3 separate regions of the Mus musculus genome follow, and all the other regions are linked to region 1. Evidence: chromatin contacts called from ENCODE Hi-C or POLR2A ChIA-PET data. All regions are on one chromosome and are shown on one strand. Each heading gives the region's core, a stretch centred on a gene start or an enhancer-like site at or near the end of the contact. The rest is flanking DNA. Distances are from core to core; before and after follow the strand shown. Region 1 holds the start of Ubxn1 (UBX domain protein 1). Region 2 has its middle 7.2 kb from the start of Ahnak. Region 3 holds the start of Mta2 (metastasis-associated gene family, member 2).

Region 1 (2,753 bases), core at 141-2,640:
TGGCTGTCCTGGAGCTCACCTTGTAGACCAGGCTGGCCTCGAACTCAGAAATCCGCCTGCCTCTGCCTCCGAGTGCTGGGATTAAAGGCGTGCACCACCACGCCCAGCGTGGGTTTTTCTTATTGTTGTTGTTGGTTTTGTTTTTAAAGAAAGGGCATAGTGATGCATATCTATAATCCCTGCATTTGCAAAGGAGAGGCAAGAGAGTTGGGATTTCAGGGGAATCTGCAGCCACACAGGAGTTTGAGACCAGTCCTGAGCTATGTGAGATGTTTCCTGGTGACTTGCAGCACACCCTCAAAACCGGAAAGGTCAGGTTCTATGATCAGACTTGTTTGTATTTGAGAGGAAGGAAGATGACCCATGACCCTTGGTAAAGTGTGTCACTGGGCTATGGTGGCCCAGGCCTGTAATCCCAGCACTAGAAGAATGTGGCTTCGAATTTAGCCTAGGCCGCATACGGGGTTCCAGCGCAGCCTGAGGTACACAGCTGGACTGCGTCTCAAAAAAATAATGCAAGGCACAGTGAAGGCCACATCTCAGCACTCTGGAGGCGGAGGCAGGAGGATCCGGAGTTCAGCCTGGGCAAGAGTTAGGCAGACTCCAAACAAAACACACACACACACACACACACTGAACTTGCCAGTCACCTCTTGGTCTGTTCTTGTCTCTCCTCTTCAGTCAAAATGGGTCTGCTTTCTCCAGCAGCAGACCCAGAGCCTGCAAACAAGCAACCAGGATTAGTATTTAGAATAAGATCATTCTGATTTTCTCGGGGCCCTTTCAAGGTCTCTAGAATCACAAGATGTCTCCCAGTCAGGACCTTCAGGGCCAACTTGCTCTGAGGGCGTGGGTTCTCGTCCCAGGACATGGCTGAGGGGAGTCTCCAGAGGCTCATCCACATCGGGGTCGTCTTCATGCTCCATCAGCCTGCGCGGAGAAAGTAGGCAGGGGTTGGTTAGCCTGGAGGCCACCTTGCCCAGCGGCTCCCAAACTCCCGCCACCCGTGCGGGTCGCCCGCTCACCAATCCATCGCAGCCTCGATGCCCTGGTTCCCTGTGAGGGCCAGAGCCTTCTCCCTGGGGGCAGAAACACCGTGAATAGCGCCCACCAGCCATGGTGACAGTCAGGCCGGCCAGGCCCGCGGCCTCCCACCACCGGCTAGGGGGAGGCTCCCTTACGCGCGTCCCCTGGGAAAGCCCATCTCGATGAGGCTCTCCAGAGCCGTCAGCTCCGCCATGGCGCCCGCCTCCGCCTCCGCGGGGACCTGCGGGGACCAGAAGGAAGACCGCAAGGGTCAGCCCGGGGCGACTCCGCCCGCGACGCCGCCCTCCCGGCGCTCGCTAACTCACGGGGCGGGAGACCCAGGGACGAGGGGGGAGTAGACAGTGAGTGGGGAGAGCGGAGGGGAAGCGGAAGTGCCCGGTCTGTTTGTGTCACGTGGAGGCAGGGTGGACGGGTGCCGAAGAGAGCCAGAAATGTCCTTCCTGGTGGGCGGGGACTTTGAGGAGGGACAACTGACAGGAAGGAGACCCACCCACGGGGAAGAAGCTCCAGACAGGCTTGAGCCGGTTTGCAGGCTTTTAGGATTCTAAAAGAGAGCCTGGCTATGGATCGGCGGGTAAAAGCACCTGCCTTCAAGCCTAATTATGTGAGTTCGATTCCTAAGACCCACGAGGTTGAGCACAGAGGAAAAAGGATTCCTGTTAGTTGTCCTCTGACCTAAGCACACGAGTCGGGGCGTTCATGATAAACAGTAAAAGTTTATCTCTCTCTCCCTCTCTTTCTGTCTTTCTCTCTCTTTCTTTCCTTTTGGTGTTTTGAGACAGGATTTCTCTGCATAGTCCTGGCTGTCCTGGAACTCGCGCTGTAGACCAGGCTGGCCTGCAATCCAATGAGATCCACTTGCCTCTGCCTCCGGAGCGCAGTACTGGGATCAGAGTGTGTCGCCACCACCTCCTTGCATTTTTTAATTTTCCGTTTTCTCTTTTACTTCTCTTTCTGTCTTTTGGCACCAAGACCAGACAGGCCTCAAACTCAGAAAAATCTGCCTGCCTCAGTCTTCCAAGTGCCAGGACTAAAGTTGTGTGCCACCACACCCATCGGTGATGTATGTAAAAGAAGTTGGGAGGAGAATAACTCTTATATATATTATTAGTAAGTTATTTATCAGAGTCTAGGGAGTAGGTCTAGTGGTGATTTGGTCTAGCATGCTTGAGTCTATGTTCATCATCATTGTTATCACTGTCTTTGTTTTTTGAGACAAGATCTCATTATGAAGCCTTGGCTGTTCTGGAACTTTCTAAATGGATCTGGCTTTAGAGACTGATCTCAAACTCAAATATCAGTCTGCCTCTGCCATCCAGAGTGCAGGGATCAAAGGCCAGAAACATCTTGCCCAGCTATCTTTTTTTTTTTTTTTTTTTTTTTTTTTTTTTTCGTTTTTGGTTTTTCGAGACAGGGTTTCTCTGTGTAGCCCTGGCTGTCCTGGAACTCACTTTGTAGATGAGGCTGGCCTCGAACTCAGAAATCCACCTGCCTCTGCCTCCTGAGTGATGGGATTAAAGGGGTGTCTCACCACGCCTGGCTTGCCCAGCTATCTTAAAACCTTTCTTTTTTTAAAAAAAGATTTATATTTATTCCATGTAAGTACACTGTAGCTATTTTCAGACACACCAGAAGAGGGCATCAGGTCTCATTGCATATGTTTGCGAGCCACCATATGGTTGCTGGGATTTGAACTCGGGACCTTC
Region 2 (2,753 bases), core at 175-2,674, 110 kb before region 1:
GGACTTAGATTGCTGTAGCTGACCCTGCCCTGGGACTGGCTTCACTTCTAGGCTTCTTAACACAGAGCTCGGGGGCTGCTAGAACCTTTAGAAGCTACCTACTCCCTGCCTCCAAAATTTGTGTTCTGTATCCACTGTAATTACCATCACCTTCTGAGAGGAGCATTCCCCTACTTAGGAGCAAAGGTGACTCAGTTTGTGGCTGCAAGAACGGAGACTTGGAAGTATGTGTGATAAGTCACTTCCCCTCTCCGGGCTCCAGTTCATTGGCATGTGAGATAAAGAATGACTTGGGATGGTCTTACTGACAGCCAGAGTGAGGTACATTCTGTAAGGCTGAGTCAAAGAAATGGATACTTACTATTTGAAGAGAGTAGGATAAAAACCGTGTGTTCACTAGCCCCTGTCCTAACAGGAGAGATTGAAAGGGAATGGGTGGGGCAGAGCCTGGCGGAGGCAGTAAAGGCAGCCACTGTAAAGGCAGCCAACACCCTAGGAACTGGGTGACTCAAGTCCCACATGGTAAAGGACTGGCTGGAAAGTGCATTATTGCTCTGCAGTTTGTGAGTCAGGAGAAATGAGGATCTCCTTGATGACTGGCTAGGGTCCTGCTACAACAAACACCCTCCTTACATCTACAAAGTTGTCAGTCCCACGTCACCACCACCCCCTTCCTATGATGGGAGCCTGCCTCCCTCTTCTTCAGCCCTCGAACCCAGTCCTCTTTAGCCTCCACCAGTTAGTTCCCTCATGCCCTGCCATGCTCCCAAATGCCATTAGCTCTGCCCATCCTCACTATCCACCCCCAAACCTGGCAGAACCAGCCAGATAATTGCAAAAGGGCTGAGCCAGCTAGAGGCTTTCGCATGACAGCTGCTGCTGCTGCTGGTGGTGGTGCAAGGAGATGGGACAGCTGGAAATAGAGGCACATTCCATAGAAGATCCTATTAGAAAACAGTCCCAACAGCCTGGCCACCCCAGCTCCTGGCCTGGGCAGTATCAGGGATGGGGATGTAGTTCAGCTGGCAGACTGCTTTCTTAGCATAAAAAAGCCCTGGGTTCAGCTAAGCAGAGGGAAGCCATTATATAAGCCAGGTTCAGGATCACACACCTGTAATCCTAACACTAAGGTGGGGAATAGAAGTACGTCATCACTCTCTGGTCATCACTCTCTGCTCTATAACGCATTGAAAAGCCCTCTTAAAAAACCAAACAAAACAAAAACAATTATTATCAACAGACTCCAAAGTCAGATACCAAAGTAAAACAATACTATGTACACAAGGTTTTCTTCCTCTTATGATTAAAGTGACTAGTGATACTCTACAGATGTCCCCCGGAGAAGGATCTCTACCCCAAGCCCTAGGCACTTGAGCACAGGACATCCCAGAACTCCACTGGAGTTAAGAGACAGCCTACTCTGGGATCCATGCCAGCCTGATTTAGTACACAGACAGGAGCAGGTGGTAGCTTGTCTTTCAGGGGCATCAATATTTCAGTGGCACAGCATTAGAGGAAGGGAGTAGGGTGGGTACCCATAACTACATTCACACACACAAAGGACCAGAACAAACTAGAATATTATACCTTTGGTCTCCCACTGTGAGAGCCTGGGCAAGCTATGACTTCCTAACAGAAGCCATCTGATATATAGAGGGACACTCTAAGGAGTGCTGGTTGTCATACAAACTATTAATTTCAGGGTGGGGCCAAGACACTTACACACACACACCCCTGCACCTTTCAAAGGGGGAAGTGGCACATTTGGGGCATGTGGGCAGCTGGTGGGCTGAGTCCAACCCAGGGAGAACAGCAGCTGTCTAGATATAACTCAAGGCGGGACATAAATGGAAGGAATAAAAAAAAAAGCAATCTAGGTCTATCTTGGATGAACTTTAAAGAATCCTAACTTTTTAGTAATTTATGCAGAATTGCCAACAAAGCTAAAATAAATAGCTGCTTATGACCAGAATCTACTGACTTATCTACAAACTAAACCAAGGCTCTGCATTCCCACTCATACTCCAGACTCAGTAAAGCTTCTGAGGAACTCCAACTCTAGGCCCTGACCCATTCTCTTGTTCTTTTCAGCCTCCATCTGAGCTCTGAGCTTCTGCCTGTTAAGTGGATACAATGGCCTTCCTTCCAGGACCTCAGCCTGACCATTCCCAACACCCCCTCCCCTTCTGCCCTTGACCCCTAATTTTGCCAGCTTGTTGTGGGTAGTGCTGCCAACTCTAGACAGTGGCTGGTGGCAGAGAAATCTCTCTGGCATCCAGAGACATTCAGAGGCTCATTCTTGTATTTGTGGCTGATGGTAGAGAGAGGACTAAGCTCTAACAAGATGCCTGCAGCCCAAGCTGAGATGGAGGAAGGCCAGGCTGGCAGTGTGGTGACTCAGGCACCCCCAGGGTAGGGCGGAACCGAACTAACCCCAGATGTGCTTCCCCTTTCTGCACAAAGCCAAGGCCTCCCCCCTGAACCTCCCTCGCCCTTTAGAAACTCCCATTAACTCTTTCTTAGGGACCCATCCCAAAAGCCTCTTCTCAGATTTCTAACCGGTGTGCACTAGCCCTTCATCTACAACCTGGCCACTTTTCACCCTGCACCAAACCAAACCGCAGGGTTAGAATCAAGCAGGATGTGCAGAGGAGTCACCCTTCCTGCAGGCTGAGAGGAGATGAAGGTGAGGGTCCCTGCCCACCTCCAGTCCAGAAGTTTGACCAACTGCTGCCCCAAGCACTGGCCCACCC
Region 3 (2,753 bases), core at 122-2,621, 70 kb before region 1:
GCGTTTAATCCCAGCAGTCTGGGAGACCAAAGCAGGCTCTTGGTTCAAAGCCAGCCAAGTCTACAGCTCAAGTTCCAGGACAGCCAGGGTTACACAGAGAAACCTTGTCTCAAAAGAAACAAGGGGGAAACCTGCCTCAAAAAGGAAATGGGGGGTGGGGGAAGAGAAGAGAGAAAAAAAGAAAAAAAAAAAAAAAAAAAAGGAAGGAAGGAAAAGAGATATTATGGAAATACTTTGCCAGGCAGTGGTGTCACACACCTTTAATTCCAGCAGTCAGGAGGCAGAGGCAGGCGGATCTCTGAGTTCGAGGACAGCCTGGTCTACAGTATGAGTCCCAGGACAGCCAAGACTACACAGAGAATAAACCTTGTCTAAAAAGAAACAAGGAAAAAAGAAGAAAAAGGAAATGAGTTTTTACCCCCTACCCCTGCAACACCCAGTTCTAAAGTCAGATCTTCACTCAAAAGTGAGACTTAAGAAACAAGAACAAGAATTTCCCTGGAGTCCATACAACTTTGCACTCAAGTTGCATCCTTGTATAGGAGAATTGAGTAAACTGTTCAGGCCCCACCTTCGCGAACGCACAAGCCGCCACAGAAAAGAAAACCCCTGCGCGCCTAGCCCCTAGCGCGGCTGGCCGGACGGTGGGTCACTCGGGCCCCTTCCAAAGCCAAGGCCACTTCCAGCCCGGCGATCCAGTCACAGGTCTCAAGAGCACCGTTACGGCTGCAGGTAAGCCTCTGCGGTAGACTCTGCGCCCGATAGCGTCGCCGCCGCGGAACCATGGCTCTTGATTCCGGTTCCGGTCGGTGCCGCGGCCCACACGACCCCAGATGTGGCTCCCCCGCGCCTGCGGACACCGAGTCTCCCTGATCCCGGCCTCAGCCTCTTCCGCTCAGGGTACTCACCTCCCACCCGGTACATGTTAGCCGCCATGGCCGTTCCCGCCGCCGCCTCCGGCCACACAAAGAGGTCCCGGAGGCTCGCGGGGGCAAAGCTCAGCTCCAGACGAAGCCCCCAGCGCGTGGCTGACGCTTCGCGGAAGTGTCGATGGGGCCCGAGCAGCCGGCACCTCTGCTCGCTCAGCCGCCGCGGCTCATCACTGCCCGCGCGACGACGACACTGCTATAGCCTCACGCCGGGACACCGAGGCCAGCTCCGGTCTACTCGGCTTCTTCCGGAACGAGCTCGATTCCTGCCTGACCGGAGTGAGGTTCCAGCTCCTAGCGTCCTCACCGAGTCCCAGCAGACGTCGTGCGGTGCCAACCGCTGGCAAGGTTTGCCCTGCCCGCGTCCGGGTTCGCCTCCTTCCGGAACACCTTCGGCCGATCCGGAGAACAAGGCCCAGCGCTCGGCTCAGGTCGGAGAGCAAGACCCCGCAGATCGGCCACTTCCGGAAGGAACTCGGCTCCTTTCGCTCAGCCGCGGCCTCGCGCTCGGTTATTTCCGTTGCAGCTCGACCCCGCCCCTGAGGGCGGTGAGGAGCCGGAATTAACTCTTTGCACTATGGGTCCTAGCAGCTCCCCGGCAGTGGCGTCGAAAGGCGCGCGCGCGCCCTCACTCTTCTTGAGGTTATTTGCAAGCCGCTTTGCCTGTTATTTGCATATTTGGTCTGAACTCCCTTTTCTCTTCCCGCCCTGCACTTTTTTCTTTCATCCTAACACAACTGGGCCCCTGAGGGGACCCGCCGCACAAAAGCACCAGGCAGTTACTTTTTTCTTTTTATTGCCCCTCACCGAGCAGAGGGTGTCGGAGCTGGGTTGCCTGGCTCAGCCAGCAAGTCTGTTGTTATTTTGTGTGCAGTGGGGTGGTTAGCCCCTCCAGAAAAATGCGCAATTGGGAATGTATGAAGTCAAAGAAAAAGCCAGCACAGGAAAAGACTGTCCTTGGTCCTAGGGGTTTTGGCCAGGGTGGGGCCAGACCACAGTACCAGAGGGACAAGACCATCCAGCATCAATCACACGTCCAGGGAGGAGGCAGGGGACAGAGAGGGCGTTCTAGATGGTGTGGCAGGAGCGGGCCCAGAGCTCCCTGCCCCCAGCACTCGCCACTGAAAGATGCTAGCATCCTTGCCACCTAAGGAGACAAGGTATGAGTCGTCGTGCGTGAACCGGACACTAGTCACATGGCTGCCATGGCCTGAGTACATACGACTTGGCGCCTAGATGAGAGAAAAAAAAAAAAAAAACAACTGGTTGCAGCAATGGCAGGGTACCAAACCTACCCACCTGGGCCCAATGGTCCCCTGAAGCCTCACCTTGGCTCGAGCACATGGGTACTGAAAGAGGTGTACTTTGCAGAAGTCGTCTGCCACAGCCACCACCCGTTCATTGTGGGAGCGGCAAAGGGAGTTGATGTCTGTCCCATCAGAGCCATCAGGCCACACACCTAACACAACAGGTGGCCTGAGTCAGGCTGCTACCACAACCTAGAGTTGCAGTGTTTCAGGTCTTCAGGTTGCCACTGCGCTCCAGACAATCCCAAGGGGCCTCCTAGCCTGGATTTGCCACTATGACCCCCACCCCGAGGTGGCACACGCCCAGGATTCTGAGGGCAGAATGGGTTCTTCCTTGTTTCCCCAGCCCTCCTAACGGATTCCAGATCCTGGCTCACCATAGACGTGGAAGCCCAGCACACAGGTATAGGTAGCCCACTCCCGGTCTCTGCTCTCATAGCGGTTCCTCAGCAGTTTGCAGCCTCCAGCCACATCCCCTAGGTGGAAATCGCCTACTCAGCCGTCATTCTTCCCTCAC

The links. Hi-C counts contacts between places; a loop is a spot of excess contacts on that map. ChIA-PET counts read pairs that join two places held with the same protein, here RNA polymerase II (POLR2A).
Region 2: POLR2A ChIA-PET joins it to region 1 with 14 read pairs in embryonic stem cell. The contact joins the enhancer-like site here to the promoter of Ubxn1 in region 1. A Hi-C loop is called at or near these places in 2 of 37 maps with a recorded cell type or tissue (heart and v-Abl transformed pro-B cells). POLR2A ChIA-PET finds 5 or more read pairs at or near these places in 4 of 5 experiments (Patski and embryonic stem cell).
Region 3: POLR2A ChIA-PET joins it to region 1 with 14 read pairs in embryonic stem cell. The contact joins the promoter of Mta2 here to the promoter of Ubxn1 in region 1. A Hi-C loop is called at or near these places in 2 of 37 maps with a recorded cell type or tissue (heart and left cerebral cortex). POLR2A ChIA-PET finds 5 or more read pairs at or near these places in 4 of 5 experiments (Patski and embryonic stem cell).

What each region holds. Positions count from the first base shown.
Region 1 is chr19:8,870,185-8,872,937 of GRCm38, reverse strand. It overlaps Ubxn1 (UBX domain protein 1), which reads right to left and starts at 1,390. Exons shown (of 9, transcript NM_001362044.1): 1 at 1,182-1,390; 2 at 1,026-1,079; 3 at 824-930; 4 at 651-720. The coding sequence starts at 1,240.
Region 2 is chr19:8,980,658-8,983,410 of GRCm38, reverse strand. No RefSeq gene overlaps it. Among named protein-coding and RNA genes, the nearest start is that of Ahnak, 7.2 kb to the left of the region's middle. Within about 2 kb of position 1,424, at least 2 of the 3 ENCODE cell types and tissues checked have a DNase peak (open chromatin) inside an H3K27ac peak, as active enhancers do; they include heart, where a contact is called at or near this core.
Region 3 is chr19:8,940,538-8,943,290 of GRCm38, reverse strand. Mta2 (metastasis-associated gene family, member 2) reads right to left here and starts at 1,371. Exons shown (of 18, transcript NM_011842.3): 1 at 909-1,371. The coding sequence starts at 936. Eml3 (echinoderm microtubule associated protein like 3) reads right to left here. Exons shown (of 22, transcript NM_144872.1): 20 at 2,614-2,712; 21 at 2,258-2,388; 22 at 1,709-2,161. The coding sequence ends at 1,958. It overlaps Gm10353 (predicted gene 10353), which reads left to right and starts at 901. Exons shown (of 4, transcript NR_165499.1): 1 at 901-2,639.